Linked DNA regions of Mus musculus: region 2 is linked to region 1. Evidence: chromatin loops called from intact Hi-C (ENCODE). Cell type or tissue: heart. All regions are shown on one strand. Each heading gives the region's core, and the rest is flanking DNA. Links, peaks and the distances in the headings are about the cores only. Region 1 holds the start of Glb1l (galactosidase, beta 1-like). Region 2 holds the start of Cnppd1 (cyclin Pas1/PHO80 domain containing 1).

Evidence for each region. A loop is a pair of places that touch in the nucleus more often than their neighbours do. Peaks named below come from ENCODE experiments on the same cell type or tissue, not always from the same donor. Only the 100,000 strongest peaks of a DNase experiment are listed, where the experiment ranks them.
Region 2: a loop joins it to region 1, with 3 times the contacts of the local background. A loop is called at or near these places in 4 of 42 quality-filtered maps.

The regions. Positions count from the first base shown.
Region 1 is chr1:75,202,132-75,218,061 of GRCm38, reverse strand. Glb1l (galactosidase, beta 1-like) reads left to right here and starts at 7,307. Exons shown (of 17, transcript NM_029010.2): 1 at 7,307-7,471; 2 at 8,559-8,681; 3 at 8,840-9,006; 4 at 9,225-9,375; 5 at 9,683-9,743; 6 at 15,121-15,215; 7 at 15,313-15,487; 8 at 15,596-15,654; 9 at 15,754-15,875. The coding sequence starts at 8,622. Stk16 (serine/threonine kinase 16) reads right to left here and starts at 7,233. Exons shown (of 8, transcript NM_011494.5): 1 at 7,010-7,233; 2 at 6,648-6,822; 3 at 5,918-6,137; 4 at 5,329-5,462; 5 at 5,056-5,176; 6 at 4,834-4,929; 7 at 4,365-4,486; 8 at 2,456-4,248. The coding sequence starts at 6,733. The coding sequence ends at 4,110. It overlaps Tuba4a (tubulin, alpha 4A), which reads left to right. Exons shown (of 4, transcript NM_009447.4): 2 at 628-850; 3 at 1,087-1,235; 4 at 1,469-3,090. The coding sequence ends at 2,440. In heart, for the core only: no CTCF peak of the experiment used is centred there; DNase peaks (open chromatin) are centred at 7,241 and 8,591; H3K4me3 peaks cover 2,336 bases; H3K27ac peaks cover 1,575 bases; H3K27me3 peaks cover 654 bases.
Region 2 is chr1:75,136,747-75,152,676 of GRCm38, reverse strand. It overlaps Cnppd1 (cyclin Pas1/PHO80 domain containing 1), which reads left to right and starts at 9,966. Exons shown (of 10, transcript NM_026977.3): 1 at 9,966-10,034; 2 at 10,117-10,619; 3 at 11,174-11,261; 4 at 11,671-11,779; 5 at 12,775-12,856; 6 at 12,998-13,118; 7 at 13,202-13,330; 8 at 14,861-14,922; 9 at 15,234-15,351; 10 at 15,745-15,930. The coding sequence starts at 11,193. Retreg2 (reticulophagy regulator family member 2) reads right to left here and starts at 9,891. Exons shown (of 9, transcript NM_170755.2): 1 at 9,549-9,891; 2 at 9,202-9,308; 3 at 8,724-8,754; 4 at 8,238-8,373; 5 at 7,971-8,055; 6 at 7,574-7,717; 7 at 7,324-7,418; 8 at 6,862-6,997; 9 at 4,768-6,247. The coding sequence starts at 9,814. The coding sequence ends at 5,622. In heart, for the core only: CTCF peaks have their summits at 9,680 and 9,900 (motif pointing right); DNase peaks (open chromatin) are centred at 9,996 and 11,036; H3K4me3 peaks cover 2,285 bases; H3K27ac peaks cover 2,128 bases.

The sequences.
Region 1 (15,930 bases), core at 6,228-8,727:
GGGATTGATCCCTCAGGGCCAGATGGAACTTAAAAGTGGAGGTTCTAGCATCCTGAAGGCCAGAATGGTCAGTTGATACCAGATGGAAGGTTGAGACACCTCTTTGCCCACAGGAAAGAAGGGGAGAGGGTTGTGAGAATTTTCAAGGCAAAGATTAACCAGGGAGGAAGCTGCTGGCTATAAACTATAAAACATATTTCTAGACGCTGCACGATCTGGAAGCAACTGGAAAGTCTTCTGTCTCTCGGTGTCTATCCCTCTCTGTGTCTTTCTCTCCCTGCACCCTTATTATAATTGCTGAAGCCCTGCCTGTCAGGTGTGCATGTCCTCTCTGTCCTGTGTATCCTGTGGATGTAACAGGATTATACAGCTCTCACTTGGTAAATTCTCTACTGAGAAGTAGGCTAAGGGGTTGGTCTGCCCTGCTGGCTACCTCCAGTCTGGGGAGCCCTGTGCTGAGGAGACTGGAGAGGCTGCCAGCTGCTTCTGACCACCATGAGTCCCAACCTTACCATACTTTTACCAACTGAGTAATCTCAGCCAATAGGCAAAAGGGTGAGAAAGAACCGAATGAAGTGGGTAGTTGTGGGTAAGGACTTATGCTGTGACCTTCTCTGTATCCCTCAGCGCGAGTGCATTTCAGTCCATGTGGGGCAGGCAGGTGTCCAGATGGGCAATGCCTGCTGGGAGCTCTACTGTCTGGAACATGGGATTCAGCCTGATGGGCAGATGCCCAGCGATAAGACCATTGGTGGAGGGGACGACTCCTTCACCACCTTCTTCTGTGAAACTGGAGCTGGAAAACATGTGCCTCGGGCAGTCTTTGTGGACCTGGAGCCTACTGTAATCGGTGAGCAAGGGGGGGAGGGGTCCCCTTTTGAGGAAAGTGGAGTGTCTCTTGAAGAATGTCTTGGCTGGGTTTTTGTGATCTTTGAAGCCTCTTGGTTTATTTGAAGCTGAAGATGGATGCTGGCAGAAGGATGAGCTAGCTCTTTTATCTATCTGGCTTCAGCTGCCACTCAGTGGGTGGGGAGGGGGAAGGAGCAGAGTCAGGTGGTTTTTGCAATGTGATATATGGTTTTTCAGATGAGATCCGAAATGGCCCATACCGTCAGCTCTTCCACCCAGAGCAGCTTATCACTGGGAAAGAAGATGCAGCCAACAACTATGCCCGTGGTCATTACACCATTGGCAAGGAGATCATCGACCCAGTGCTGGACCGGATCCGCAAGCTGGTGAGACTACATACAGCCTGGCAGGGAGGAGGGAGCTTTGGACTCTGTGCTCAGGAAAAGTATTTTTTTCGGATCCATTTCTAGGATGATCACTAGTTGTGTCTCAGAAATTGATGCTGTTAGGGGATATTCAGACTTTGTCCTAACATCTGAGATACTTTAGACCTTACAAAACTAGAAAATTCCTCAGGCCTTTCCCCTACCTATATTGCTCTTTCTTCCTTGCCTTTCAGTCTGATCAGTGCACAGGACTTCAGGGCTTCCTAGTATTCCACAGCTTTGGAGGGGGCACCGGCTCTGGCTTCACCTCTCTGCTGATGGAGCGGCTTTCTGTTGACTATGGCAAAAAGTCCAAGCTGGAATTCTCCATCTACCCAGCCCCCCAAGTGTCCACGGCTGTAGTGGAGCCCTACAACTCCATCCTGACCACCCATACCACCCTGGAACACTCAGACTGTGCCTTCATGGTGGACAACGAAGCCATTTATGATATCTGCCGCCGTAACCTAGATATTGAGCGTCCAACCTATACCAACCTCAACCGCCTCATCAGCCAAATTGTCTCCTCCATCACAGCTTCCTTGCGCTTTGATGGGGCCCTCAATGTGGACCTGACAGAGTTCCAGACCAACCTGGTGCCCTACCCTCGCATCCACTTCCCCTTGGCTACCTATGCACCAGTCATTTCTGCAGAGAAGGCCTACCATGAGCAGCTGTCAGTGGCAGAGATCACCAATGCCTGTTTTGAGCCTGCCAACCAGATGGTGAAATGTGACCCTCGGCACGGCAAGTACATGGCCTGCTGCCTGCTGTACCGTGGAGATGTGGTGCCCAAAGATGTGAATGCTGCCATAGCTGCCATCAAGACGAAGCGCAGCATCCAGTTTGTGGACTGGTGCCCCACAGGCTTCAAGGTTGGCATCAACTACCAACCACCCACTGTGGTGCCTGGGGGTGACCTGGCCAAGGTGCAGCGTGCTGTGTGCATGCTGAGCAACACAACCGCCATTGCTGAAGCCTGGGCCCGTCTGGACCACAAGTTTGACTTGATGTATGCCAAGAGGGCTTTTGTACACTGGTATGTGGGTGAGGGAATGGAGGAGGGGGAGTTCTCTGAGGCTCGAGAGGATATGGCTGCCCTGGAAAAAGATTATGAGGAAGTAGGCATCGACTCCTATGAGGACGAGGATGAGGGAGAAGAGTAGACCGCTACTTGGAGCCTGTTCACTGTGTTTATTGCAAAATCCTTTCGAAATAAACAGTCTCCTTGCATGGTTTCTTGTCCCCTTTGTAACTGCTTGAGCCTCTGCTTGTCCCCCTTTCTGCTTTGGCTGCTACCTCCCGCTATTGGCCGCTTGTGACCTTTTAATTTTACCTTCACATGGCTGACAGTGAGACTTGCCAAGGGGGCCCCATATTGAGCCCCAGAAAGCAGGAACCCAAGGACTTCAATGTAAGGTCCTAAGGACTCGCAGAATAGGAAAGAAACAAGGACCAAACCCTGGACCTGTCTGTCTAGCTACAAGCTATTGCAAGATACAAGTCTTCACTTTCTGAAATATCTGATAGTCTGTGTTGGATGATTGGACTACTTTATTCTTCTTGCTGCTGCTTCACTCAACAGCTCTAGAAGGCTTGGCCCAGGCGTCATTGAACACTGAGGATTTGGGAATGGGGGCTGGGCGGGCCCAAAGTTCCCGGGCATACAGCCACCTCACAAACTTGGGGGATGGGCAGGAACAAGGGCAATCTAGTTGTTTGTGCCACAGCACCTCTGGCAGCTTTGCATAGCTTGCTGTCTATCTTGCTTTCTGGGGCTGGAGCCATGCTATTAAAAGTCAGGTCGTCTCCCCTCTGTTTGTGCTTTCTTTTGGCTTCAGCCTCTGCTCGGGGTGGAAGCCTCCTGCCTGGACCCTAGGGATAAATTATACTTCACTAATAGGCACCCTAGGACTCATGTTGACGTCAGCATGTAGGGGTGGAATCTCCAGAACAGGAGCACCATCCCTGCCCTTGTCTCCCCTCCCTGGTGACTCAGGGAAGCAGTGCCCTTCCCTGAGGAAAGTTTGAAACCCAACTAAGGCAGGTGCCTGTTTACTCAGCAAATAGGGCAGGAAGTGGCTGCTGGGTACTGCCACAGGCCACCAGCCTCATCAATTATTAACCATGTGTGAGCTAGAATAGTCAGGGAAACTGGAAAAAAATGGCTGCCAGCTCCACTCCCTTTGTCCTCTGCTGAAGAAGGGAAAAGACCCGGTGTGCTTCCACCCAGAGGTCACATGGACTTGGCAAACCTGCGGAGCTGGGCTGTTCTAAGCTACCCACCCTGGGAATGAATGACAGAACTGGTTGAGTGTGCTTTCAAGGAGACCCTGGTCCCACTTCTTGGCACAGACAGAAACCAGCTCAAGCTTGAAGCTCTCTGGTTTTGACTAAGCCAGCTTAAAAGACCTGCCTGCTGCCAGAACTCAAGAAGTAGATCTACCTCAAGACATCATACCAGTACTTCTTGCCAGGAGCTTCCCTTGGAAATAGCAAGCAGAGAGTTCATTCTTTCCCTCCAGACACATTGACCTAAAATATACACGGTCTGTTTTTACTTTATTCTCCTTTTTATGTATTCTCCTGCTCCCAGATCTGGAGACAGAATGAGATGTGCACCCAGCAGCCTAGCTTTGAGCCATATTTTCTGTTTCATTTTCCCCCAACTCACCCTAGGTTCCTTGCCCAGGTATTGGGGTAAGAAGGCAGAATATACAAGGACCCACTATCCTTGCCACTAGCTGTGAGAGCCATCCTGGAAGAATGGAAGGAGTTCCAATGAGGGATGAAAGCCACTTCAAGGTCATCTTCCCAATATGTCCACTGATTTGATCAGATTTGGGTGGTGTGCTGGCCAGGAGCTGGTGGCTGCAATGCCTCCAACTGACTGAGGAGGACAGGGATGTGAGGCCTCTGCTGGGGGTCCACAGTCATCATAGAAGACAATAGCTGTCGCAATGCTGAAGAATGCCTGTGGGAGGGGGAAGGCAGAGGACTGAAGGCCACCTAGAACTGCTAAGATTCCAAATTGGCCAAATCTAAGCAAGAGTCTACAATGCTTGGCGTCCCTCTCTTCTTCCTGCTCACCTGGGGCTTTGTGGGATGCTGAGTTCATTCTGCACAGCAAGGGCCACACTGTCACCCTTCTGGAACACCATATCGTAAGGGCCTTCCCCAAACATCATGGCATAAAGCACACAGCCTAGGGACTGAGCATAATTTGGTTAGTTCCTGGAAGGTGAAAAATGTCATCTATCTCCTTATTGCTATGGTAAAAGAAGACCATGTAAGCTAAATATATGCCAACCTCACCCAGAGGAACCATGTTGGCAGGAGGGAGGCCTCTGTGGCCCCTGCTTAGCTAGTGCCACAACGATTGCACGGCTTCCTGAGAACAGTATCAGTGATGGTTCTCAGGAAGGAAGTAGACGGTTGTGGAGACATCCTGTGGTTCTGGGGTTCCATGCAACAGAAACCAAAGGTCTCCTTCCCTGTACTCCAAGAGTTACAAAGCCACACCCTTCCCCACCCAGGTTCCCACCCACAAGCTCCTCACCCAGACATCAGTCCGCTCATCGATGACACAGTGGCTTTGCACAGAAAAAAGTTCAGGTGCCCGGTAGGAGATGGTGCACCGCTGAGCTGCCCAGTCCTGGAACAGTGTCCCCAGAGCTCAAAAGTGGAGCACAAGCCATATCATGTGACCAAATTGGTGCATGCATCAGAATGATCTGGGGATGGGGAGGAGATGGCCAAAGAAACCAGGAGACTCTCTTACCTGAAGAGCTAGTGCCTGGCGAGAGCCCTCCACTTGAATGCATGCTTGATTCATAGAACCCAAGTCCATTAAAACTGGCTGCCCCTCATCACCAAGCAAAATATTGGTGGGCTTCAGGTCCCTGGAGGGAAGTGAAAATGACCCAAAGGCGCCCTGGGCAGGGAAGCTGGTATCCCAGGGAGCACCATGGAAAGTGCAGAGAAACCCCAATTCTCTTGGCACTGCGCTCCCTCCCCACTGGCTTCATCAAATGCATAGGGCCCGCCCACTGACCTGTGTGCATAACCTTTGGCATGAATAGCCTCAAGGCCTCTGCTGATACCCAGCAACAGCGGCAGGATCTGGTCTTCAGTCAGGAAGCTGCCTTGGTCCTTCAGCCTTTCTATCTCATTCCACAGTGTACCTTTCTACAATACAAGTTTCCCTGTGCTGAGACATTTTTCAAGCCTCTACTTCCCAGGACTCTATTTTGTATCTGTCTGCCCACCCTTTTACCATAGCCACTCTTCCTGATCCTTTGGGGGCTTTGTGTGATGTCAAGTTCACAGGGGACCCTATAGTCCTCTGAGCCCCAACTTAAGAATGGCCAAAACTAGCCAGGCAGTGGTGGCGCATGCCTTTAATCCCAGCACTTGGGAGGCAGAAGCAGGCGGATTTCTGAGTTCGAGGCCAGCCTGGTCTACAGAGTGAGTTCCAGGACAGCTAGGGCTATACAGAGAAACCCTGTCTCAAATAAACAAACAAACAAACAAAAGGCCAAACCAGGGCATGTGCTCCTAGAATGTTTATGTTTGCCTGCCCAGAGCCTCTGGTGGGGTTGCACAATGTTACAATCCCCTCTGTAAGTACAGGCTTCTCTGACCTTGAAGAAGGGCAGCAGCAGCCAGGCTTCATGCTTAGCACCTCGTTCTTTCAGAGAGTAAGCCATGAGGCGAAGGATGTTGGGATGCTGGAAGAGGCGATGCATCTCTGCCTCTCGTTGGGCTTCTTCCTGGTCTTGCTGCTCATGGCACAGGATCCGCTTCAGGGCGTAGAAGTGTCCATCATGCAAGCCCTCCACTAGGTCCACATAGCTGAATCCACTGTGGGCCAAAGGGGTCACAGTGAAGGACCATGGTCATCTCTCACATAGCTCGGACCCAGAGGAATTCCCTTAGGGAGGAGTGCCTCTTACACAGAGTGGAAACACTCCCAAGATGTAGCTCTCATATAGTTTCAAGACATTAGGATCTGCGTTTCCCGAGAGCAGGGGCACAGAAATCACTGAGGTTTTGGTCTGAGCATAATGTGTTCAATTAATTTCAAGTCCTCATGAGTCAGGCACTGGGTGACATGCTTTAAAGAATATACTATCTCACTGAGTTTCCACAAGTCCCTCAGCGAGACATTATAATCATCTCCTTTTAAGCAGAAGAAACCACAGTTGACTTAAGGTCACACAAGGTAGATCCAGGAGGCCAGAGTCTAGAATCCACTTCTTGACCCGTTCAGCTAACCGGTCAGGTGGGGTAGACTCTAAGGCTAACACTCTTGCAACTCTATCACTGTCTCTAAACGACCTGGGTCTAGCTAAGTGACGTCCAAACACTCACCCTTCCCCCAATTTCTGGACGAAGAGGTAACGCTTATTGTCAATGATGACAGTTCCCCGGGAGCAGACACACAGTGCGTGGCCCATAACGTCTCAGTCATCCTCTTCAGGGATGGTCTTCCTTCCAGGGAGAGTGGGCTCTTCCAGGCGATGCGGTGGGGTCCCGGCGGGTCATGCTGGAATGGAAACAGCAAGTCGCGGGTTCAAGAACAATCTAGACAGCCACGGAGGTACCAACCAGGAGAGCTCAGGCTCACCTCCAAGAACCCATATTCACGTCTAAAGAAAACTGGCCCTGGCGACTCCAGCGCTAAGAAGGCTGAGTTCTGGCACCCCAAAGCCTCAGGCCACGCTGCGTCTTACCAGGCCGCTTCTTTCAACCCCGGCCCACCTTCGGCCAGGTCCAGCTCTCGCACCCGTCAGGCATGGGGTGGCGGCGCAGGAGGTGCGGGGCTCGAGCCCACCTCTGGCCGAGTCCACCCTCCGTCGCTCGGGAACGAGCACAGGGTCTGCCACTACAAACTCCACACCGACCGGTCTCCGGCCTGTGCGAAGGGCCAGGGACCGGAAGCCCGGATGACATCATCAGTCCGCGTCGAAGTAACGGCCCGCTGTATCCTAGCAACAAGAGGCGGCAAGAGGATGTGGGGACCCGGAAGTGAGAGGCTGGGGCCCGGCTAGACCTGGGGTGTATTGGTTTCTCTATCTCGCCGAGGGTTCCCACTTGGCCCTCAGTAAGGGTCAAGACGCAGGGACTAGTACCAAAGGGGAGCAAAGCAGGGCTCTGCCCGAGGCCCCTAGGACCTCTGTCTCCCAATGTCAGAGGTAGGAGGTCTTATAGCTCCCGCGCGCTGGAGTTAGAAAGTGGCTTTCTACAATCTAGCTTGGAGGAGGGACCAGAGAAGGGCGGGTGCTGACCCTTAGATGCCAAGAGGTCTGACCCCTTAACACTCTCAGGGGTCTAGCCTGTACTCCACTGCCTTGGCTAGTGTCTGTGTCCTTAAACTAGAGTGCCCGTTTCTAAACCTGGTCCTAACAGTCTCCTAGCTGTGTGGCCTCCTGCAAGTTATTTAGTCTTTCAGATCCTCACTTTTCCCAGCTGTAAGACAGTACCTACGGCTAAGTGTCGTGAGTTATGAGGCCAAACTGACTAGTTCCAATCCCAGCTCTACTGAGCTAGTTGTGACTTTGGACAGCTACTTGTTATTTCTAACCTTCATTTTCCTCGTGTGTAAGATGAGAATGAGAGTTATTTCATGGGTTGTTTCAAAATTAAATGAGTTGTCTTTCGTACAACTTTGGAAACAGCCGTATATCAATGTGTGTCAATAAACAGAAATAATAGTATTTTCTACGGCTGTGAAGGCAGGAGAAGTGGAAAATTAGACTTCTAAGCCTATGAACTATGCAGTTTGTTTCACATCTCTTGCCTAGACAGGCAGAATATATTGGAAAGGGGTGTACCTCCAAAAAAGATAGTGACCAGGACAGGCTTCTTGTAACCCCTTTCCACAGCATGATCACTCTGAAGATTTTCTAGGTTTTTCCACTGTTTCTGAATCCGTTTTAACCTTACTGCTCCCGTGCATATAGATTTAACCTGATATGTGCCGGATCCTTTGCTAGTCATGAAGATTTAAGACACCCTGTCAGCCCTCCGAGAGTTCAGTTTAGAAGAGCAGGTTTGTTAAAGCACAGACTCTAATTCTAGAGGTCTGGGGTAGGACCCGAGATTCTGCGTTTCTAACAAGCTCCCAGGTGATGCTAATGGAACTGATTCGGGTTCAGCACTTCGAGAAGTAATATTTTACAAACTAGTGGACCGTGGATGGCTACAGGCAAAGTCCGGGTTAACGGCCTGAAAAGTTGAGGTGGTCTCCGCCCCTTTGCTTGATGTCGGATTCCCTCCCAGGAATCCAACACGTGACGGGTGGGAAAGCCCTCACCGAATAGAAGAACTTTGTAAGCTCAGAAGATGCCACCCGACCTGCCTTCCCTGCTGCTGCGGCTTGTGGTCCTACTGCTGCTGTCCCAGGTAAACCCAAAGGGTCGGACTGTCTGCCTGGGTGTGGGGAGAGGAAAACGGATCCCGCAGTGGAGAAATGGTTAACTACCGACAAGGCCAGTTTTAAAACTTGGCCGACACTGATCCTTACTCCGGACCTCTGCTGAGCCAGGCTTTCGCCCTTGCAGGCAGAAGCTCGCTCCTTCGTTGTGGATCGGGAACATGACAGATTCCTCCTGGATGGGGTCCCCTTCCGCTATGTTTCTGGCAGCCTGCACTACTTTCGAGTACCGCCGGTTCTGTGGGCCGACCGGCTTCTCAAGATGCAGTTGAGCGGCCTCAACGCTGTGCAGTTGTAAGAAGTGCTCGCGAGAGTTTTGTGGAAGCGAGGTTTCCTCTTCCTTAGAATGGGGTTCCCCAGGAAAACTGACTTGGGTTTGAAAGGGTTTAAGCTCCAGGACTCCTCAGGCAAGGGTGAGAAAGAATGGCTCAGAACCTCTTTCTAGCTGCTTCTCTGCAAGTTCTGAGTCTCCTAGGGAACCTTTGGGTCTTGTTAACATCTTCCTTTCTCAGTTATGTGCCTTGGAACTACCATGAGCCAGAGCCTGGGATCTATAACTTTAATGGCAGCCGGGACCTCATTGCCTTCCTGAATGAGGCAGCTAAAGTGAACCTGTTGGTTATTCTGAGACCAGGACCTTACATCTGTGCTGAGTGGGAGATGGTGAGTTAGTTGGGAGAAGGGCAGAACCAAAGGTGAAGTTCCTGAGGGTTTCAACTCCTTTCTGCTCACACTCTACGGGCCATTTCCAGCCCTATACTCAACTCCCACCATCCTTGCCTCCCACTTTACAGCAGATAAAACCTGTCTGTAGCTCAAAAGGTGGCTTATCCTGTAATCCCAGAATTTAGGAGGTAGAGACAGCAAGACTGAAGCTAGCCTGTGTCAACCCCCGCCCCGGGACTCCCCCCGTGTCCCCCCCCCCCTGCCGCCCCACCTGCTCATGTGTTGCCTTTATGTTTTTCTTAAGGGAGGTCTCCCCTCTTGGTTGCTTCGAAACCCTAATATTCATCTGAGAACCTCAGATCCTGGTGAGTCAAGACAACAGATTTGAATACCTAAAGAGGCCATCCCTCACTTAGAGGTCATACATTTATTCTTTCCTTCATGTCTGGCAGGATGCTAGAAACTGGGAACTCAAAGACCTGGTCCCTGTGCAGAGTAAAATGTACAGTAGTGTGAGTTGCAGAGGAGGCTCTGATACACACCTATAATCCCAGAGTTTATAAGGTAGAGACGGGAGGATCAGGAGTCCAAGACCATCCTCCTCTATGTAGGAAGTTGGAAGCCAGCCTGGGCTACAAGAGACCTTGTATCACATTAAAGGAAAAAAGAGAGTGAGAGAAATAGAGACAGTTGTTTTTCAAAACTATAAATAAGATCATATACTGTGACTATACTGTACAAAAACCATATGAGTAAGGAGTTGAGATAATTAATAATGAGAAGTATTGAGGGTAGTGAGTAGTGAGAAGAGACTCACTGAGAAGATAACGTTTTAGTTGGCTTCTGTGGAAGAGAAAGCACTAATCGAATGAAAAATGTGGCTGAATGCTCCATCCCTGGGATGGATGGGAAGAAACATGGCAGATAGAGGCAAGTAGACCAGCATGGTTGGAGTAGTAGTCAGGGAGGCAGGACTGTGCCAGGGAACTCCTACTGAGGTAATTATGCAAATGGAAGAGGCCCTTGCAGTCCCGTGATGGAGTTTTGTGATTATTCCAACCATAGTAGAAAACCACTGGAAAATTTCCCCAGAAATATGCCACAACTGGATTTGCTTTAATGTTATTTCAGCCTGCATGCAAATGGGCTAAAGACAGCAAGAGTGAGGAAGTGAATGGAGATTCTTACAGTAGATGAGTGACGATGACGGTGCTTAAGTACAGTGATGATAGTGGAAGTGGGAGAAGAGGCAGACCTAAGAGACGGCTTGGGATCAAAGAGTCACAAGACTTGTGGACATATTTTTATTGGATGAGGGGGCCAGGTGGGGGCCACTGGTAGGAAAAAAAAAGGAATCAATTTTCTGACCAGTCAAGACCAGTTATTGAGGAGAATGGGAGAGGCTGGAGGTGCAGATGACTGGGCAGTCCATTTAAAATGTGAAGGTTAACAGGCTCCCAACATGCAGCCTAAGTGATCTCCAAGTTGTCAGCTTTATTGTGATCTGGCAGACCTCACTACTGTGACTAGTCAGCAGCACTGGGCACCACTGGCCAACCTGTCTTTGAAATACATTCTTGTAGCCAAGCATGGTGGTGCATGCCTGAAATGTCAACACTAGGGAAAGTGAGGCAAAGTGGTCCAGAGTTCAGGGCAGCCTGGTCTTCACAGTGAACTATCTCAAAAAACAAAACACAAAGCTCACTCTTTCTTTAATGATGCTTCACTTGTCTGGCCCTGGACTCACACAAGGTTTCTGACCATTCAGTCATATTTGTTTCCTCATTTCCCATTCCTCTAAGGGCTGGATGGTCCCAGGGCTCCGTCCTTGGATTTATCTCTTCCCTAATTTTCTTTTCTAGGTTATTTTATCCATTTGTGTGGTAGATTTAACCTCTGTTGACCCCCAAATATGTCTCTTTTGCCTAGGACCTTTCCCATGGCTTCTCCACACATATTAACTCCCATACCCCTATTTAGACAAATAAAATGTGCAATGATATAACAGAAACCGAGATTCTGGTACAGCCTTTCAAAGCAGCTACTTGTTTCTAGAGTTTCCCCATCTCGGAACTGTAAACACTGCAGTGTAACCCTTCACACCTCTCCTGTCACTCCACACTCTCTTTCCTGTCACCCTACATTCAGTCTATCAGAAAATCCTGTCTGTGTGACTCTCAACAACATTGAATTTAACTATTTCCAGTCACTTCTGATGACACCTACTGGTGTGAACATCCCCTTGCTGCCTTCTTTTTTTTTTTTTGTTTTTTTGTTTTTTGGGTTTTTTTTGGTTTTTTGAGACAGGGTTTCTCTGTGTAGCCCTGGCTGTCCTGGAACTCACTCTGTAGACCAGGCTGGCCTCGAACTCAGAAATCCACCTGCCTCTGCCTCCCAAGTGCTGGGATTAAAGGCGTGTGCCACCACGCCCAGGTCCCTTGCTGCCTTCTTAACAGCATCCTCTTTGCTCTTCCTAGTTGGCCTTTCCTCCCATCTAGTCTATTTTTAGTATAGCAACTAGTGGGCTTCTATGAAAACATTTTAAACATCTATCTCGGGTCAAGTCATACCTCCCTAACAAACCACATACTTGGCCTCCCAGCCCTAGGCCTGGCTTCCTGGTGTCTGTTGCTGCCTGCTTCCTTGGCCTCAGCCATACTGCCCCCTCATTGCTGTTCTTCATACTTAAGCACCACATGCAAATGCCTCAGTGTAGAAGGCATTCGCATGTGGTGCTTCCGCAGAAATCTCCTTCAATGATAACTTCCAGCCATCATCTAAATTTTGAGCATTCCATAATAAACCTATGCCTCCTTTCCTGCCTTGTTCTTCTTGTCCCTAACACACTATGTAGTTTTTCTCATCTATTTATTGCCTATGTCCACTCAAGAAGGGACCCATAAAGCCGAGGTTCTTTCTACTCGCTGCTCCTCCTATCCACCTAGGACAGTGCTTGAAGCAGAGTCACCCATGCATATTTTTTGAGTGAATAAAAGTTGTATCATACGTTCTTGGATGGGTCTCTTTTGTGTAAAACATAAGAAGAAAAATAATTAAATGGGTTAAGGTTTTTAAAAAACAAGTTGGGCATGGCGGTATATGCCTTTAATGGGCTCGGGTGGCAGAGGCAAGCAAATCTCTGTGAGTTTGAGGTCATCCTGGTATACATAGGAAATTCTAGGCCAGTCAGGGCTACCTTTTGAAACCTCCCTCCCTCCCCCAAACAAAAAAGAAATATACTTATGAGACGCAGGCAAAACTACTTGCTTCTAAACCTAACATCCTGAGTTTGGTGCCCTTGGATTCCTGTGGTGAAGGGAGAGAACCAACTTCTGACAGTTGTCCTCTGACCTCTACAAGTGTGTCATGGCTTGAATGCACATACACACACTAAATAAATGTAATTTAAAACTTTTTTTAAAAGAATTTAAAAATGAGCCAGGCATGCCTTTGATCCCAGCAGTCAGGAGCAGAGGCAGGCAGATCTCTGCAAGTTTGAGGCCTGCCTGGTATACAAAGCAAGTCCAGGAAATCTAGGGCAAACAATTCAAAAATGGTCAGAAGGTGGTGGCACACACTTTTAATCCTAGCACTCTGGAGGCAGAGACAACTGGGTCTCTTGAGTTCCGGGCCAACCTGATCTACAGTTATTTCCAAGACAGCCAGAGTCACAAGGAGAAACCCAGTCTCAAAAAAAGAAACAAAAAAATAATTTTAAAATGTTCTTTAAAATACTTTTCACAGAGTCTCCCCAGAGACTGCTGTTTCCTAAGCTCGGTCCTCCGGTGGTCAGGGGTGCTCTAACTGCATTGGATCCTGGCTTTGGTGCAACAATTAAAGACAAATGTAGAATACTTTTTGTAAAGCTCTTAAAAGAGCCCTTGTGAAGTGAGACTGTGTAACAAAAGGATCCATTCTTATCAATGGGTCAACAGATAAGAGTGTTGTTGTTTGTTTGAGACAGGTTCTCCTGTAGTCCAGGCTTAGAATTCCTATTCCTCCTGTGCTGGGAGGGGCTTTCTGGAGAAAGTTAAAAGCTAAGATGAAGATTTAGTCATGTGCCAGCCTTTAGTCCTAGCCCTAGGAAGTTGAGGTAGGCAGATCTCTGAGTTCAAGGACAGTCTGATTTACATAGTAAGTTCCTAGATAGTCAGGTTTCATAGGAAAACCTTGTCTGGGAAAAAAAAAAAAAAAAAGAAGAGTCTAGGTGTGAGAGAAAATGCATGTCACCCTGCCTGGTGACCTGAATTCCTTGTTTGAGACCCTGATGGTGGAAGGAGAAAACTGACTCCTAACGGTTGCTGTTCACACAAGCTATGACACATACATTTATTCACACAGGCACACCAGTGTTGCTCTCAAGGACACTTCATTTAACCACTCTGCTTATCCCTACTGCTCTCTGCTGGTCCAAACCACTCCTTGGCAGATATATGTGTATAAATAAATAAATGTAATTTAAGACCATGAGCATGAGCCGGGCGTGGTGGCAGAAGCAGGCGGATTTCTGAGTTTGAGGCCAGCCTAGTCTACAGAGTGAGTTCCAGGACAGCCAGAGCTATACAGAGAAACCCTGTCTCGAGAAACCAAAAAAACAAAACAAAACAAAACAAAACAAAACAAAACCAACCAAACAAACAAACAAAAAAAAAAAAAAAAAGAAAAGAAAAAAACCATGAGCATGAAGAATTGAGGCATAAGTTAGCATCAACTAGGGAAAGGAGGATGGGAGGAAAAGTCAGAGGATAACACACACGAAGTCATTGAAGGATTCTAAAAGGAATAAATAGGAGTTGAGAATTTAAGGCATAAAATTGCAAATTGCATGGACTGATTCTATACAGGTCAAACATTACTTTCCTGTTAAATTTCACAGTACTTTTAGGTGCAAACTGATTATATAATAACTCCATATAATGTGTTTAGCCTTTTTCATAGATGGAGTCTTAGGAAACACTACTCTGCTGTTTCCTGTGCTGAGTTTCCTCTAAGAGTCACTGCTCCTGAGGCTGGAGCAATGGCTCAGCACATCAGAGCATTGACTGCTCTTATGGAGGACCCAGGTTTGGTTTCCAGCACCCATGTGGTGGCTCATTACTGTAACTTCAGTTTCAGAGGACCTAAGCCAATCTTCAGACCTCCTCTGCAGTCACCAAACACTTGATACAAAGACACATGCAGGCATATAAATAAATAAATAAATAAATAAATAAATAAATAAATACAAAATTTAGAGTCACTGATCATACACATGTAAATACATACATATATACATACATACATACATACATACATACATACATACATACATACATACATACAAACTTTAGAGTCACTGCTCTCTTGATTTAGTTGTGAGCCAGGGAAAAGGATGCTATAGCCTAGACTTAGCACTGAGGTTGCTATCAGGGATGCTGTGGTGTATGGTGGGGAGACCTTCAAAAAGTTGTGGCCCAGCTGGGCAATGGAGGTGCACGCCTTTAATCCCAGCATTTGGGAGGCAGAGACAGGCAGATTTCTGAGTTCGAGGCCAGCCTGGTCTACAAAGTGAGTTCCAGGATAGCCAGGGCTACACAGAGAAACCCTGTCTCGAAAAACCACAAAAAAGAAAGAAAGAAAGAAAGAAAGAAAGAAAGAAAGAAAGAAAGAAAGAAAGAAAGAAAGAAAGAAAGAAAGAAAGAGAAAGAGAGAGAAAGAAAGTTGTGGCCCCTAATAAGCAGAACACACTGCTCCTTCCTTTAGCCTTCCTTGAAGCTGTGGACTCCTGGTTCAAGGTCTTGCTGCCAAAGATATATCCATTTCTCTACCACAATGGGGGCAACATCATTAGCATTCAGGTATGACTGGGAAGTGGGCTGGCCACGAGACATAGTACACACTGTTTTTAGCCTCTCTATCTCCTAGCTGGGCTCCTCTTTTCTTTATCCCTGACAGGTGGAGAACGAATACGGTAGCTACAAGGCCTGTGACTTCAAGTATATGAGACACTTAGCTGGCCTCTTCCGAGCATTACTAGGGGACAAGATCTTGCTCTTCACCACAGATGGGCCTCACGGACTCAGATGTGGCTCCCTTCAGGGACTCTATACCACTATAGATTTTGGCCCAGGTCTCTTAAACAAGGGTTGGGTGTGAAGTCTGGGACACAGGCACCCCCTCTGTGATACTTTTGTTTGTTTGTTTGTTTTTTCAACACTTTTTTTTTCTCCTTTTGCAGCTGACAATGTGACCAGAATCTTTTCCCTGCTTCGGGAGTATGAACCTCATGGGCCATTGGTGAGAGGCCATAGGGAAGGGGAATAAGAAAAATCATGTGGCTGGAATGGGTCCAGCTTGCTCCCACCTCATTGTGGCTCCTTTCGATTCTCCCGCTAGGTGAACTCGGAGTACTATACAGGCTGGCTGGATTACTGGGGCCAAAATCATTCCACACGATCCAGTCCAGCTGTAGCCCAAGGACTAGAAAAAATGCTCAAGTTGGGAGCCAGTGTGAACATGTAACTGGAGACACAATATGTTCCCGGGAGCTGGGGTTTTAAAGTTAAGATTCCA
Region 2 (15,930 bases), core at 8,737-11,236, 68 kb after region 1:
TCTTGAGTGCTAGGATTTTAAGCTTGCAGACTCACCCAACAGCTTTAAGCATGCTAGGCAAACACTACTCACATTTCCAGCCTTGATAACTCATTCTTAAAGCAAAATGTTCATCATTTACTTTGTAATGCATTATTATCCTCACTATAATTGTGTGTTTGTGTATGTGTGAGTGAGTGCCATATATACATGCCATGGCCACATGGAGGTTAGAGGACAAGCTTTGCAGTTGGTTCTTTCTTTCAGTCTTTGAGGTAGTGTTTCTCGTTTCTGCTGTGATCCTTACTCCAGGCTAGCCTGCCTACAGGTTTCTGTGTGATTCTCATGTCCTTGTCCCCCCTCTCACTGTAGGGATTCTGGAATTATAGGTGAACCCCACCAAATCCATCTATCTATCTATCTATCTATCTATCTATCTATCTATCTATCTATCTATCTATCTATCTATCTACTCATCTATCTATCTATCTATCTATCTATCTATCTATCTATCTATCTATCTATCTATCTATCTACTCATCTATCTATCTATCTATCTATCTATCTATCTATCTATCTATCTATCTATCTATCTATCTATCTATCCATCCATCCATCCATCCATCCATCCATCCATCCATCCATCCATCCATCTATGTTCGAGGGATTGAACTCATGTTGTCAGGCTTGGGCAAATCAATTAATTTTTACTCCAACACACATTAACCTGCCAAACTACTTTGTCATCTCAATGTTTTTCATTTTATAAAGTAGCTGGAAGTTACACTTACTTTTAATCCTAGCACTTGGGAGGCAGAGATAGGTAGATCTCTGTGTGTTTACAAACTTTGTCTACATGTAAAGTTCTAGGTCAGCCAAAGCTACACAGTGAGACCCTGTCTCAAAAAATTCTTTTCTAAAGTGGCACATACCCATAATTCCAGCATTTGGCAGGTAGAAACAAGAAGACCAGGAAATCCAAAGTCATCCTTGTCTCTCTATAAATTTGAGGCAGCCTGGAATACATGTAACAATGTTTCAACCCCAGCACCAAAAAGTATCTACCCTTCATAACCTGCTACTTTCACATTGGGGATACTGTAGCCCTAGCTGATCTGAAACTATGTTGACCAGGTTGGTTCCAAATTTGTGGTGGTCATCTTCTGTGTGTCCCCAAATGCTGGGGTCACAGGTGTGTACTCTCATAATTGGCTGGGGATTAAATTCAACATAGGAATTTTGAGGGATGCTATGAATGAATATAATTGTCCCTGATTTCATCTATTGAAACTTAATCAATATCCTAAAACATTTTGAGCACCAAGGACTACACTCATCAATCACTGTCCTACAGTTTCTACTCCAGGGCTAAGTCCAACAATATATGAAGTCTTTACCTTGTCTGTATTGGTTAATAAAATAACCAAGGCCTAAGACAGTAAAACCTACAAGAAAATAATCTAATTGCTAATGTGATAGTATGAGACATGGGGTCTTCAGAAAGTAATTCATAAGGATGAAAATCCTATGAATGGAATTCATGATTTCATAAAATGAATGCAAAATTGCTATTCATCCCTTTCTTCCTTCTGTCATGTAAGGACAGCCACAGAGTGAATCCTATCTACTTCTCTGGAAGGCACAGCTGTTAATCCTATCCTGGAAGTAGATTAGCCTTCACCAGACAATGAATCTGTTGGATCCTTGGTCTAAAGACTCCCCAGTTTCCAAAATCATGAGAATTAAAATTCTGTTTATAAATTATCCAGATGAAGATGCTCATTATCATCAAAATATCAACAAAAATGGACTTGAAGCAGGGAGGCATCAACATTCAGACCACAGCAAGTGTGACACAAAATTAGATGACCCAACAAATGCTCATAACTGCAACTTCCACATAACCAGCACTCAGAATAAAGTGGGCTACGAGGAGTGTGCTGCTAAGTCTTGTTTGTACTTGTGGGGCCCTTGGCTCAGTTTCGGGAACAAAATAGAGGAAAATATATAAACTGAATTTCAGAATATATATAATCTGAACTGAACTGTCCAGGATGAATGAGCAGAACACAATGGTGAATGGACCAGTGATACACAATGATATGCATATATATATGTACATATATATATATACACATATATACATATATATGTACACATATATATGTACACATATATACATATATATATATTTTTTCTTTCCCGAGACAGGGTTTCTCTGTGTAGCCCTGGCTGTCCTGGAACTCACTCTGTAGACAAGGTTGGCCTCCAACTCAGAAATCTGCCTGCCTCTGCCTCCCAAGTGCTGGAATTAAAGGCATGCACCACCACTGCCCGGTGATATGCTCATTTTTAAGGTGGAGAAAGCTGACTTTAGTGCTGTGGTTCTCAATCTGTGGATCGCAACCCCTTTGGCAAAGCTCTATCTGCAAAATAGTTACAATTCATAGCAGCAGCAAAATTAGTTATGAAGTGGCAATGAAAAATACTTTATAGTTAGGAGCACACCATGAGGGACTCCATTAAAGGGTAGCAGCATTCTGCAGGGTAAGACCCACTGCTATACTTGGTCACGGAAAGGAGAGGACAACGTTCCCTCCATGATGTTAATATTCTTAGAACCACTGTAACGTTAAAGATCATTTGGGAGATGTTGTTGTTCAGCGGGAGAGCTCTTGTTCTGCCCACCCCACGCTAAAATCACTAATCTTGTCTGTTCTTTGCCATTTTGTGTTGAACATCTGTAATATCAGCCCTCCATAGGCTGTGGCTGGAAAACCAGGAGTTAGAGGCTAGCTTGGGCTACATAATGAGACACTGTGTCAGAAAACAAAACACAACCGACCTGTGGCTCCCCCATCCTCCTCAGACCATTCTGTTTTGTTTGCCAGAAAACTAAATTTTTATCTAGCATTTTTATCTATCCATAACCAAATAATTAATTTCTGCCTTCTGAAGTCTTTCTGACAAAAAACTCTGAAGGCTGTTGGTATAACCCAACTAAGTATTTTTGGACTAAACAGTCCCAGTTCCTTCAAGAATTCTGCCTCTGATATCCAACCTCTGGTAGTCTTCTCTTGGGTACCTCAAAGTCTGCTAATTTGCCAATAAGCACAATACACAAAGCCATCCTCTGGTAGCCCTTTCGCCCTTCCTTCCTTCCTTCCTTCCTTCCTTCCTTCCTTCCTTCCTTCCTTCCTTTCTAAAGGGTTAGGTTCTTTTATATAGCTCAGGGTGGCCTCAATCTATCCTCAGTCCCTTAGTCTTTCCCCTCCTGGGTGCTAGGAGCGTGTGTGTGTGTGTGTGTGTGTGTGTGTGTGCTAATAATGGGTTTCACATTTCTGCTCATTTTTCTTTTACTCTGGAAAAGCTTTTCTTCTCAGGCTTTTCATTGGTGAGCACAAACTGGTCAAGACATCTGATAGTGAAAATCATCACCAACAAAACCCGCAGAAACCATCAGACAATGGTGAATGTGAAGGGGTAACACAGACTGCTGACCTACTTTGATATTTTGATCCAGCTACAGGGTTTCAGTTCTAAATCCAAACTTCTTCAGAAACGGAAATGTCTGCATTAGTTCATGTTCCTTCAACAGCATAGAAGCAGGCCTCACTTACTGCTGATTCTCAGGAAATGTCTCTTACTTCTGGGATACATCAGGATACACCTGTATAGACGTCATCTTCAAAGACAATTACCATGCTACATTGTACCCGAAGCTAAAGGTTGAGGACAGTGAACTCACTAAGCAAACTATTTATTCTGTTCTGCGCTGTTCACCAAAGTAGAAGGGCAGCCAAGAGTCCACTTTCCACAAAGCTAGGATGCTGGATTGGTTTTTCCAGTTCCAAGCTTCTTCCTGCCTGTGCCCACCATTGGAGCTTCCAGTGTTTGCTGGCATCACTCACTGGGTTTGAATCATGGCTCCATTCATTCAGCCTGCGTGGCCCTCAGGGAATTAAGCTGTGCTTAAAAAAAAAAAATGGAGTCGATAGTAGTTATTTTAATTGTGGTGGGCTTTTGTTTTGAGCTAATGTCTTCTCTCTCAGTAAACAAGGCCAGCCTGAAGCTCTCAATCTCCCTGCCTCAGCCCCACAAGTGCTTGGATTACAAATGTGAGCTACTATTGTTCAGTAATAAGACAATTCATTTTAAAAGTTGATGAACAGCCCCATGTTAAACACTAGTATATAAAAATCACATAGATAAGCTAGGGGGTGGTGCACACCTTTAATCCCAGCACTCTGGAGGCAGAGGCAGGCAGATCTGTGTTTCAGGCCAGTCAGAACTACACGGAGAGATCCTGTCTCTGAAATAAATAAATAAATAAATAAATAAATAAATAAATAAATAAATAAGAACAGTGCCAAGAACATATACTTTTAAAAAATCTTGGATACTAGTCTCTTGGCCTTTAACCAGTTTATATAAATATTTAACCAACTTATATAACCACTGCTGGTTAGTTGTCCTACTACAGACAATTAAGATTGAGTTGTGAGCATGTAGATACATGACTTACAGAAACAGTATTAAAGGCACGGTTATCATGACTCCATGTCCCACTGACTGGGAAGACAGGGCAATTTCCTCCTGCATGTAATGTATTCACACATGCTAAATCTCACTTTGTATGACCGAGAAGCAGGTAGGGTTGTCAGGATAATCCCTGCCTCTGGCTGTTTACAAGGAAAATAGCCAAGAGAGGCAGTGCTGGGTGAGGAGGGGACAGAGTGCAGTATGGGAGGTGGCTCACAGGGAGACAAGCAGGCAGACAGGCAGCAGTTCTAGCCAATCAACAGTTTATTTTTCCAGTTAACACCTACACAGATCTTACTATCCACTTTACACCCTAGCAGGGAGTCTCAACTGTGGTCCAGACGAGTAGGTTCTGTTCTTCTCCCCTAATACAGAAGGGAAGTCCCTCGCCTCCAAAAGAGAAGAGAACATGCCATCCTCAGTGCTGGCAAAGTGCTAGGGGACCCTGCTGTCCTGCATCATGAGTGCTGAGCTGGACAAGGGTACAGTGTAGGTTCAAGGCGACAGTGACCCAAGCACAGCACTGCTGGCCTGACACCACCCAGTTCCCTCAGAAGAGAACCTGCCCTAAAGCTTGGCCAGTGCCTGTGGGAAGGAGGAGTTGGCAAAGAGTGGGGGTCACGCTGCAAAGGACAGGAGACAGCAGGGAAATAAAGCCAACGGGAGTGTGGGACAGTAGAGAAAATTATAAAGTGCCTCAACTAAACAACCAAGTGGGACACGAGGGTGGAGCAGCACAGGTCCCTGAGGATAGGAAGAAAAAGAAAAGGTCGACCACCAGGGCTTAGGACACAGTAGAATGACAAGGGATGAGGCAGGGAAGCAACTGCAGGCTACGGAAGGATGCCCCTAGCCTTCATCACATCCACTAACTCAGATGGAAAAGTATTTACAGACATAAAACCAATCCTAGGCACAGGTACTATACCAGGTCCCAGGACAGCAGGCAGGCAGGCAGGCAGGCAGGCAGAGTGGGCTGGCTTCCATCTGACAGCCAGCTTTTCCACATAGTGCCTCTCCCCAGAGTGACAGGGAGAGGAGAAAATGTGACATGCCTAGTTAGGAAGCCCTAGTATGCCTGCAGCTCATTCTGCCATGGCTCATGGCTCAACCTCTGCATGAGCCTCTTGGTCTGACTGTACCAGGGAATGGCTGTCTGCCCCCAGGGGAGGAGGAGGCAGAACATCAGGGGGCTTTGGAGGCATCTCTGGTCCCAAGCCCAGCTCTGCATTCAGTTGCTCCAGCTCCCCCTGATCCAGCAACTCAAAGTCCTCAGTTGTGAGTGCCTCTTCCTCCTCAGGAGCAGCCAGGGGTTGAGGTGAGTCCTGGGGAAGGGATGGGAGCACAGAGGGAGAGAGGGGGGTAACTGGACCACTTTCAGCAAGGCAAAGTTGGGGTGAGAGGGTGCTGGATGGAGCCATTAGGTCACCACTCACTGCCTCTGGGCTCAGGGTCTTCACTGGTGCACCAGGAGGGCATTTCACTCCATCTTGGGGGGACCCTGCCCCATTGAAGTGCGTATTCACAAAGTGAAGAGGGGATGAGAGCTGAAGCAAGGCTTCCTTGTCTGCAGCCCCCTCCTCTTCGGTGTCCAAAGCTTGCTTTGAGAGGGCTGGAGGCGCACTTAGCAGGTCTTCAGGAGAGGCCAGCTCTGTCTCTTCCCCCTCCCCCAGCTCTCGGTTCAGAGCCTCTTCTGGCTCACTTGGCAGGCTCTGCTGGTCCAAATCTGTGCAGAGAATAGAGGGTTAAGAATGAGCTCTTTTCTCTAACTGGCCACAAAAGTCAGTAAGTTCATGTACATAACTTGGGAGGCCAGGCCCTGTGGCACATATCTATTGTAATCCCAGCATTTGGAAGGTGTAGGGAGGAGGGACCAGGAGTTCTGGTCATCTTCTGCTACAAAGAGAGTTCGAAGCAAGCCTAGACTAAGAGCCTTTCTCAAAAAGCAAAGCAGAGCTGAAGAGATGGCTTAGTGGTTAAGAGCACTTGCTGCTCCTGCAGAGGACCCAGGTTCAATTCCCAGCACCTATATGGTGGCTCACAACCAACCGCAACTCCAGTTCCAGGGGATCAGATGCCCTCGTCTGACTTCTGCAGGCACCAGGCATGCATATGGTGTACACACATTATGCAGGCCAAATACTCATACACATAAAATAAAAAGATCTAAAAATACTACAAAGCAAAGCAAGAGGATGGAACTAAGGTTCTTGGGTGCTTAGGGTAGAATTAGAGAATACAGGAACTCAGGAAGCATTTTTGGAACTCAGAGAACACAGCTGTCAACAACCCAGTATTGGGGAGCAGGAAGATAAAAGAGAGGCAAAAGACTGCTCATACCTTCAGAAACATCTGTCAGTTGTGGAGTGGTGGCCCGAGATACAGAGAAACCGCCGCTCTCTAAGATAGAGGCCTCCTCATCTGACAGCTCAGAGTCTGTAATAGCCAAGGCCAGGGCTGTTTTCTTCACATCCACCTGCAAGAGAACCAGGATGAATCCAACATACTGGGATAAGCACACTTTACCCCCAAGCCTTCTGGTTCCCAACTACTTGAGAACTGGTAGCTCTAACTCTAAAGCAGACACATTCTTGACCCCTTTGCCTTTTTCATTTTTTTTTTTTTTGGACATAGGAGGTCTTATGTGGTCCAGGCTGATGTCAAGCTCATAACAAAAACCAGGCTGATTTTGAATTCTTGATCCTTCTGCTTCCTCCTCTCAAATAGGATTACATGTGTGCACCACAATACCCAACTTCCCTTCGGCCTTCTATTTGACATCCCATCTTCCCTGGACCTCACCACTGGAGAGAAGCCAGCCAACTCTGCCTCGCTTTCACTCTCTGTTTCCGCCAGTGGCTCATCTCCTGCTGGGGGTGCACTCTTCCCTTGGCGCTCTAGAGAAGGGCAATCAGGCAATAATGAGCGGAGATAACGGTGGTGACAAATATGGCTAAGGAAGTAGAAATGATTTCAATTCCAGGACACACCATGAGCCATACACTACAGGTTCTCCCTGCCTCTCCCCATCCAGGTTAAGAGAATCCCTTACTTCTCTTGTCATGTTTGTGGTGCAGGGCATCAGCTTCAGCTTTCATGCTGTAGTCCAGCTGCATGAGCAAGGGCTCCAGGCGAGTATACATCCTCTGGATCAACTCGTGATAGACCACCAGGGGCCACAGCAGGATACTCAGCACTACGGGTTAAGAAAGTGCACTCAGAGCTCAGTTGGCCACTTTCTCAGGAGCCTTCATCCAAACTGTCCCCTGAACAGGTAGGTCTGAACAAAGACGGGATCCTTTCTCAAGGCAGTGATACCCTCTTCCCCCATCTGCTATCCTCCTCCCAGGTGAGTAACTAACAAAGAAAACACAGTCTTTCCTTTGGGTCAACCCAGGAAAAGAAGACTAGACAGGGCTTTGGAAAGAGCAGGAATGAGCTCCACTCACAGACAATGTAGGAAATCATAACTCCCGGAACATAGTGTCCCAACACAGCCAGCACAGCACAGGCAGCGCAGCCCCGAGCGCAGAACTGCAGGGAAGAGCACAGGAGCAGTGAAGAACACAGGCTTACACCATGTGCACAGTCACCAGGGGAGAAACTATTCATGTGGTGGAAAAAAATGGGAACCAGTTGAGGAAATTTACAACAGTCACTGCACGCGTCACTCTCTCCCAGCCCGACTCCTGCAACCATTTCAGGATGGGGTTTACCTGAGCTGGATTCTGCCTCTTGTACTGCAACAGCTCTTGCAGGTGAATCTGGAAGGTGAGCCAGCTCTCAGCCAGGTATCTGCACAACTCGGGCACACTCAGCAGGTGCGGCTGGGCGCCTGACCCCGCACCCTCACTGGGGAGACATGACATGACCCCTGGAGGCCTCAGAAACCAGCTAAGACACTCAAGTCACTTTGAGACTGCTGATGAGATCTCACTCTGGAGGCCCCACCTCCCCCAAAGGAAGGCATCCTCATCCTGGGATGTAAATTCCCAGGGTACTCAACCCTCTACCTCCACGGGAGAAGGAACACAGCGTTTGCATACAAAGAAGCCTAGAGCCAGGCATACTTTTGCTTGCTGTAAGTCCCTTCATTACACTGGGCCTATGCCTGCACAAGCCACAGCCCTGCTCCTCTTTGAGCTGAGCACAGCAAGCAGACCACATTTGGGCATCTTCTTTAAAAGGTGGCCTATACTCACCTGTCAGAGTGTGGTTCTTCAGGGGGTGGTGCTATGGAGAAAAGGGTGTGGGGTAAGTTAAGAATACAAGAAGCACTTAGAGACAGATCCAAAGTCAGAAAGAGCTGCCTCTCTTTAACATTCTTGGTCTCAATTTTTCAGTAATCCCTCTGTCTCTCGCTTCCAGGCCTGAACCACTATGTGAAGTCCAGAGCATTCCCTTTACCCACCAACTACAAGGTGTACGATATGCTGTTTCTGAACCCAGCTTTAAATGCTATATAGTTTTGACTACTAAACTCACAAGAACATTAATTTTGGAAAAGAAACAATTCTCATTTCAGGCAATTTTCTTAAAAAAAAAAAAAAAAAAAAAAAAAACGATGGAAGGGCATACAGGATGCCTTAGGAGATAAATGGCCTTCCTGTGCCTCCCCTCAAGTAGCAGGGTGATGCACGGAGCAGGTGCATACAGTGCATGTGGAATGAAGAAACTCACCTGAAACGTCAGGGAGAAAGCGAGGATGCCAGAGATCCAGTAGAAAATAGGTCAAAAGTGAGATGCTGAGCAGGAAGAAGGGCCGGAGGGACGACGAAGACAACAACCTTAGGGAGACAGGCATCTCAGTTGAGGCTCCCAAATCCATCGAAAATCACAGAAAGACCCATGGATGGGGAGATGGCCCTCTAAGCCTCACCCAGTCACTAAGAGACTAAAAAATGGGGCCACCTGGTGCAGGATCACCGCCCCAGACGCTGACAGCCCTCCAAGGGAGGGAGCACCCGGTCCTCCCGCCCCCGCTCTCCCGCGCAGCCCGGCCCCGCCCCCTCCTCCGTGGCCGTTACCAGAAGAGGCCGTTGAGTGTGGCCGCCGTGACCAGGCTGTGCAGCGGCTTCTCCCAAACCAGCAGTCGCTGTGCGGCCGCCAGCACCGCCTCCCAGCCGCGGAGCCGCAGCCACAGGGACGTAGCTAAACGTCCCACTGCCTCGGCTGCGGCCGCCTCCTCCTCCGCGTCGCCAGTGGCCTCACCCATGCCGAGGCTCAGCCCCAGGCCCAGGCCCAGCCCCGAGGTGCCACCCGCGCCGGTGTTACCGCCACCGCTGCTCGCCATCACCGCGCCGCAGCCGCTGCCCGAGCCCGCGAGGAGCCAGGGCTGCGCGGCCGCCGCCGGGGGCGCGTCAGACGGAAGGGGGCGCACGCACGGGCGAGCAAAAAAACCTGCGGTCAAGCGTCACGTGATGAAGCGCGATGCCACGTGACGTGCCCTAACAGCCCGGATGGGACGCCCGCGCGTGCGCGTTGGCCGCTGTCGTGATCCTGCACCCACGAAGGTGTGCTTCCAGGGTGCTGGAGGGGTGATCCGGGGCGGGCGTTGAGGCTGCGAGGCCTGAGGTCTTCTCCCGGTGTTTACAGGGCGGCTGGAGACCTCTTTGTCGCGTGAGGCACTGCCCAGAGGCAGTGAGTGGGCTTTCAGGCCCCCAGGATCTTGACTACAATCTGCTTGGGATCGGGAAGGGCGGTGCCATCCCCATTACTCAACCCTCTTCGCCTCCAGTCCCCTCCCCTCAGCGGATAAACAAACACCAGCGCGTGACTTTAATGACTTCAAAGCAGCTTCACCAACTTCGAAAAGTTGTTTCTTCCTTCTTGGAGCGTCGGCCCTCTCTCTTCCCAAAATCTCTCAGCCGCAAATTGTGTGGAAGGAGTGTTTGGAAATAAAACATCCAGGCGCTGTTTGCTTTGGGGAGACCTGTTTAACATCGTACATTGAGGCTTTATATCTTTTGAGATCATTTAATTGCTGGAGTAACCATACAGAATACAGTATGTATTCGAGTGTTACAGTTTCAAACTTCTAAGGGGCATAAAGATTCAACAGATTCCCTCCCACCTTGTTCACAGTTCTCCCACCTACGGTAAGTTTCTTGTTCATCTTTCCTGGGCATTGCTGATTGAGTGCGTCTTCCCTAAAACCCAGGAAACAACTCGCCGCGTTGCCTTTGTGTTAGGCTCGTTACTATCTGTACCACGACTACAAAGCCTGGTCAGCGCGTTCACCCTTGGTGTGTCGCGGTCCCCTGGGAACCGTATTACAATTGCCCCCGGTGCTCATAGCTCCGGAGACCCGGAGCTCTCAGGTTGGGCAAGGCAGGAGGCACTTCCTGCCGGGCGCGCAGACTCGTCGGTGACACTCACTCCCGCAGCTTATAAACGCCTAGCGAACGCGGCACGGGCTGAGAACACTGCTGGCCCTCGTACCTCCTGGTTCGCCTGGTGAGCGCCGCGCCTGTCGTCGGGCGCCGGGAGGCCCAGTCGCACGCGGAACAGGAAGAGGCGTCCCACGGCCGCCTGCGAGAAGGGAGGAGGCTGCGCGCAGTCGGGCGGTGGCCCTTTCGGGAGAGGTGGGCCAACGGGTGAGCACGGCTCTGGGGTCACTTACGATTCCTTCCCTTTCCCTCCACCTTCGCAGGGTGGCGGCTGACAGTGCGATGGACCTGACTGGGCTCCTGCTGGACGAAGAAGGCGCCTTCTCCCTCACCGGTTTCCAAGACTTCATGGTGAGAGGTCCGCCTGTTCTCTGCCTCTGGGAGTCAGAACTCCCAGGCGTTCTCCTCCAGACCCGAGCGGAATGGGAGCTCTCTTACTTGTTATGCCCTGGAGTGGGCTATTGTTGAGAGCAATGCCACTTGGGCCTGAAGGCAAAGCCTCAGGTTATAAGAGGGGAACTGCTAGTGATTAGACTGGGGTCCCATCTGGTTTCTAGTTGTCTAGTCTTCTATTGGGAGCCCTCAGTGATGTCAGAAGCGGGCTTATTGTCTTTCTCCCACTGTGGACAAGACTAGGCTGCCATTAACAAATGATCTTGGGAACTCTGGGCTGGGTAGAGTATAGGCCCGGGTCAGTACCCAGGATTTCCACCAAACCTTCCCTGCCCTTCACCCTCCACTACTCCTGGCCCTGTTTCAGGTCCTTCCAGGACACCAAAAGCTAAGTGCTCGAATCCGAAGGAGACTCTATTATGGCTGGGACTTGGAGACAGACTGCAGCCTGGAGGAGCTCTCCAGCCCTGTGGCAGGTTAGACTGGTGATGGTGGTGGTGGTGGTGGTGGTGGTGGTGGTGGTGTGTGTGTGTGACTGAGCAAGTGGAAACTTGGAGGACTGGGTTGTCATAGTCACCCAAATGCCTGGAGGTTTGCCCTCTGAGCTGCACTGTGTCTCATTATAACTAGCTTGGTTGGTACTTGGTTTGACAATGCAGGCCATGTTTCAAATTCTTTTAGCCCACATGAGTAAAAACAGCTCATAAATTGCAGTCACTTATTTTTAGGGCTTTGTGTATGCTCTGCAGGCATTCTACCACAGAGCTATAGCCCAAGTTCTGCTGCCTCTTGTGATTTATAGGGCAGAAATTTAGTTTTCTAAGTATACATGTTACATGTTTCTCAAGTAAATAAGGCATACTTCTCAAATAAACATTGGGGAAAGAGAAACATGAGTAACTTAATAGAAAAACAAGTGTTGGGCTGGAGAGATGGCTCAGCAGTTAAGAGCACTGATTGCTCTTTCAGAGGTCCTGAGTTCAAGTCTCAGCAACCACATGTAGTGGGATCGGATGCCCTCCTGTGGTGTGTCTGAAGACAGCTACAGTGTGCTCATATAAATAAAATAAATAAATCTTTAAAAAGAAAAAGAAGCCTTTCTGCTAGAAAAAGTTGAGGACCAACCTTAGAGTGGGCTTTCATCCACTTAGAATTTGGGGGTGAGGTATAGTGGGGAAATCGAGGCCTGAAGGGTTGAGACAGTGTCTTACTGTGTAGATCCCAGAAGCCTGGAACTCACTGTAGAGGTCTGGATGGCCTCCACCTTGTAGTAATCCCCCTGCCTTATGTCTTGAGTTTTGGGATTACAGGTGTGTTTCATCATGCCTTCCCTCCTGTCTTAGCAGAATTTGATTTCTAGTTTTTTTTGACAGTCCTGTCCTCAGGGCCTCACACCTAGGTCTTCCCTGACAGTAGTGGGGACTACAGTATGTGTTGCAGTTGCTTATTCTGCTCCTCTATCTCCTTGCAGACATTACTGTGGAACTTCTTCAGAAGGCAGCACCCAGTCCTATTCGCCGACTCCAGAAAAAATATGTAGCCCATGTGTCCCGGTGAGCCTGGGATCAAGGGGATAGAATGAGACTGGGCTTGTGGGATGTTATTGTCTCTAAGAGAAAGTGTGATGAGAATCTTGAGAGTCTGAAGAACTGAAGGACTCTTGGGTTTAATTACCAATCCTTTCTACCTCCCAGAGAGGCTTGTATCTCCCCTTGTGCTATGATGCTAGCTCTGGTGTACATTGAGCGGCTCCGGCACCGAAACCCAGATTATCTGCAGCACGTGTCGTCTTCTGATTTGTTTCTGATCTCCATGGTAAGTACTTGCTCCCTTTATCTTCTCGGTGAGCCAGGCACCAGGTATGAACTCAGCTGATGCTAATTCCTGCTTCTCTGCAGATGGTGGCCAGTAAATACCTTTATGATGAAGGGGAGGAAGAGGAGGTCTTCAATGACGAATGGGGGGCAGCTGGGGGAGTCGCCGTGGCCACCCTCAATGCCTTGGAAAGGAGCTTCCTGAGTGCCATGGTGAGTGAGTCTTCTCTCATCTGCCTTTGTTTTGTTTTCCAGACAGGGTTTCTCTACTGTGTAGCCCTGACTGTCCTAAAACTCTCTCTGTAAACTAGGCTGGCCTTGAATTCAGAGATCCTCTCAAGTGCTGGGATTAAAGGTGTGCACCACTGCTACTCGGCTTCTCGTCTGTCTTTATGTTCCTTCATTCTTTGTTCTCTCTCAGCTTTCTGTTCTTGTTCATTCTCTCTCCCTCTCCCACTCTCTCTTTCTCTCTCTCCCTCTCTCTCTGTGTACCAGATAACCTTGAGTGTTTTCCTGAGGACTTGTTTTTTGTTTTAAAGATTTATTTATTTATTATATGTAAGTACACTGTAGCTGTTTTCAAACACTCCAGAAGAGGATGTTAGATCTCCTTATGAGTGGTTGTGAGCCACCATGTGGTTGCTGGGATTTGAACTCAGGACCTTTGGAAGAGCAGTCAGTGCTCTTAACCACTGAGCCATCTTGCCAGCCCCTCCTGAGGGCCTGTCTACCTTGCTTTTTGAAAGTCTCTTTATTTAGCCTGGTACTCACGGAGTAGGTTAGGCTGGCTGGCAGACCAGTGAGTCTTGGGGATCTGCTTGTCTTTGGTTCTGTAGTGTTGAGATTATAAGTGCGTGCTGTCATGTCCACTTCTTTTACATGGGTTCTGGGGAAATCTCAGTTTCTCATGCTTACATACAAGGTGTTTACTGAGATAGCCACCAATCTTTAATGTCAGGCAGATCTCTGAGTTTGAGGCCAGCCTGGTCCATTTCAGGACAGTTAGGCCTACATAGTCAGACCCTGTCTCTTAATGAATACCTTTTAAATCAGGCTGACCTAGCATTCACTGTGTAGACAAGGTTGGTCTTGACTTTGTGATGAGCCTCCTGTAGCTTCTCCTGTTTTTGTCTCTCAATGCTGATTATAGATATATGTACTGCACCTGACTTTGTATGTCTGTTATTCTTGTGTCTTTTTTTTTTTTTTTGTAGGCTTTCCCCTTCCTGTCCTTTCAGGACTAGTCTAGAGATTCCTGAAGCAATGAGTCTCAAAGTAGAGGCTTTCTTCCTTTCTCCGAGGACATACTTTGAGGCAGAACCTGTATTGCAGGCCTCTGAATATTTGCTATCAAGCTTTTTCTGCCATGGATTTTGAGCTCCATATGACACTGACCTTCTTAGGTTTATTTTCTTGCTTGCATTTTATAGAGGGGATAACTGGAGGTCAGGTAGGTGGTGATAGCATGATACAGTATGCGCAGGTTCTTCGGAGAGTGGCTAGCACATTGTGGCTGGTGGTGTAGCTGCTCTGATCAGGTCAGTGTGCCTTGTGGCTAACATTAGTGCAGCTCTTTCCTGTTCTTACTTACTTAGGGTTTGTTGAGGTATTCTTATACTAGAGCTCAGGCTGGCCCAGAACTCACTTTGTAGCCCAAGCTGGCTTGTAACTTGTAACTTTCTTCAATCTTCCAAGTACTGGTATCATAGGAATAAATTACCATGCCTGTCTTTTTTCACACAGGATTGGCGTCTCTACACTGATCCTCGGGAGATCTTTGAGGTGCTAAGTTGGCTGGAGAGCTGGTGAGTTCCAGGAACTAGTAAGAGGAGTTTGAGGCATTTAGAGGCCTAGGCAAATGCCACTGGAGTTAGAGATAAGATCTGTATATCTGGGAGAAAGAATTGCTCAAAGTGGTCATTGCCTAACTCTTCTGCCTCCCTTTGGTGGTATGAGCAACTTGGGTCCTGGTCTCACCTTCTGAATCAGTGGGTAGCCTAAGGATCTGTGCATTCAGTCAACTCCTTAGTGTCTTCTGATGGGTCCTGAAAGGTATAAAGGTGCCCTGGGCTAGCTGCAGAGAGGCCCTGACCCCTTGTCCCTTCCTTCCTATTAGTGTGGCTGAGCAGCAAGGACGGCGGCGGGGCTGGTACACCTACACAGACCTGTGTGTGCTGCTGGAGCAGCCAACGTGGCAGCTGGCTCTGGGCTCCCTCTGCCAGCGGCTGGTAAAGGTGAGAAGGGGTTATGAGGAAGAGGGGCTTGAGTAGGCTTGGACAAGCACACATGAGACCCTGTGTGTGAGTGTTTGTGTTGAAAAGCAGATTCTGACCCGGGCATGGTGGCGCACGCCTTTAATCCCAGCACTTGGGAGTCAGAGGCAGGTGAATTTCTGAGTGAGTTCCAGGACAGCCAGGGCTACACAGAGAAACCTTGTCTTGAAAAACCAAAAGAAGAAAAAAGAAAAAAAAAGAAAAGCAAATTCTAAAGGTCTCAGAAGAAGTTGAGACTAGATGGGAGGGTGGAGGAGGCAAGGGAAGTTACAGAGAAGTGTGACTTGAGAGACTAGTAGGGGGTAGTGACAGATAATCAACAGCCTGCTGTTTGTTTTATCTTTTCTCCTGCAGCTGTCCTGCCTGTTAGCTGTGGCATATGTGAGCAGCGTGGCCCTAGCTGTAGCATCAGTGGCTGTAATACACCAGTCTTTGGGGCTGTCCTCCAGCCCCTCACCAGGTCCTCCTGAACTCACACTGGTCTCCAAGAGCCTCGTGCAGCCCTGCGTACCTGCCCCTGTGTCACAGTGCCTGACTAAT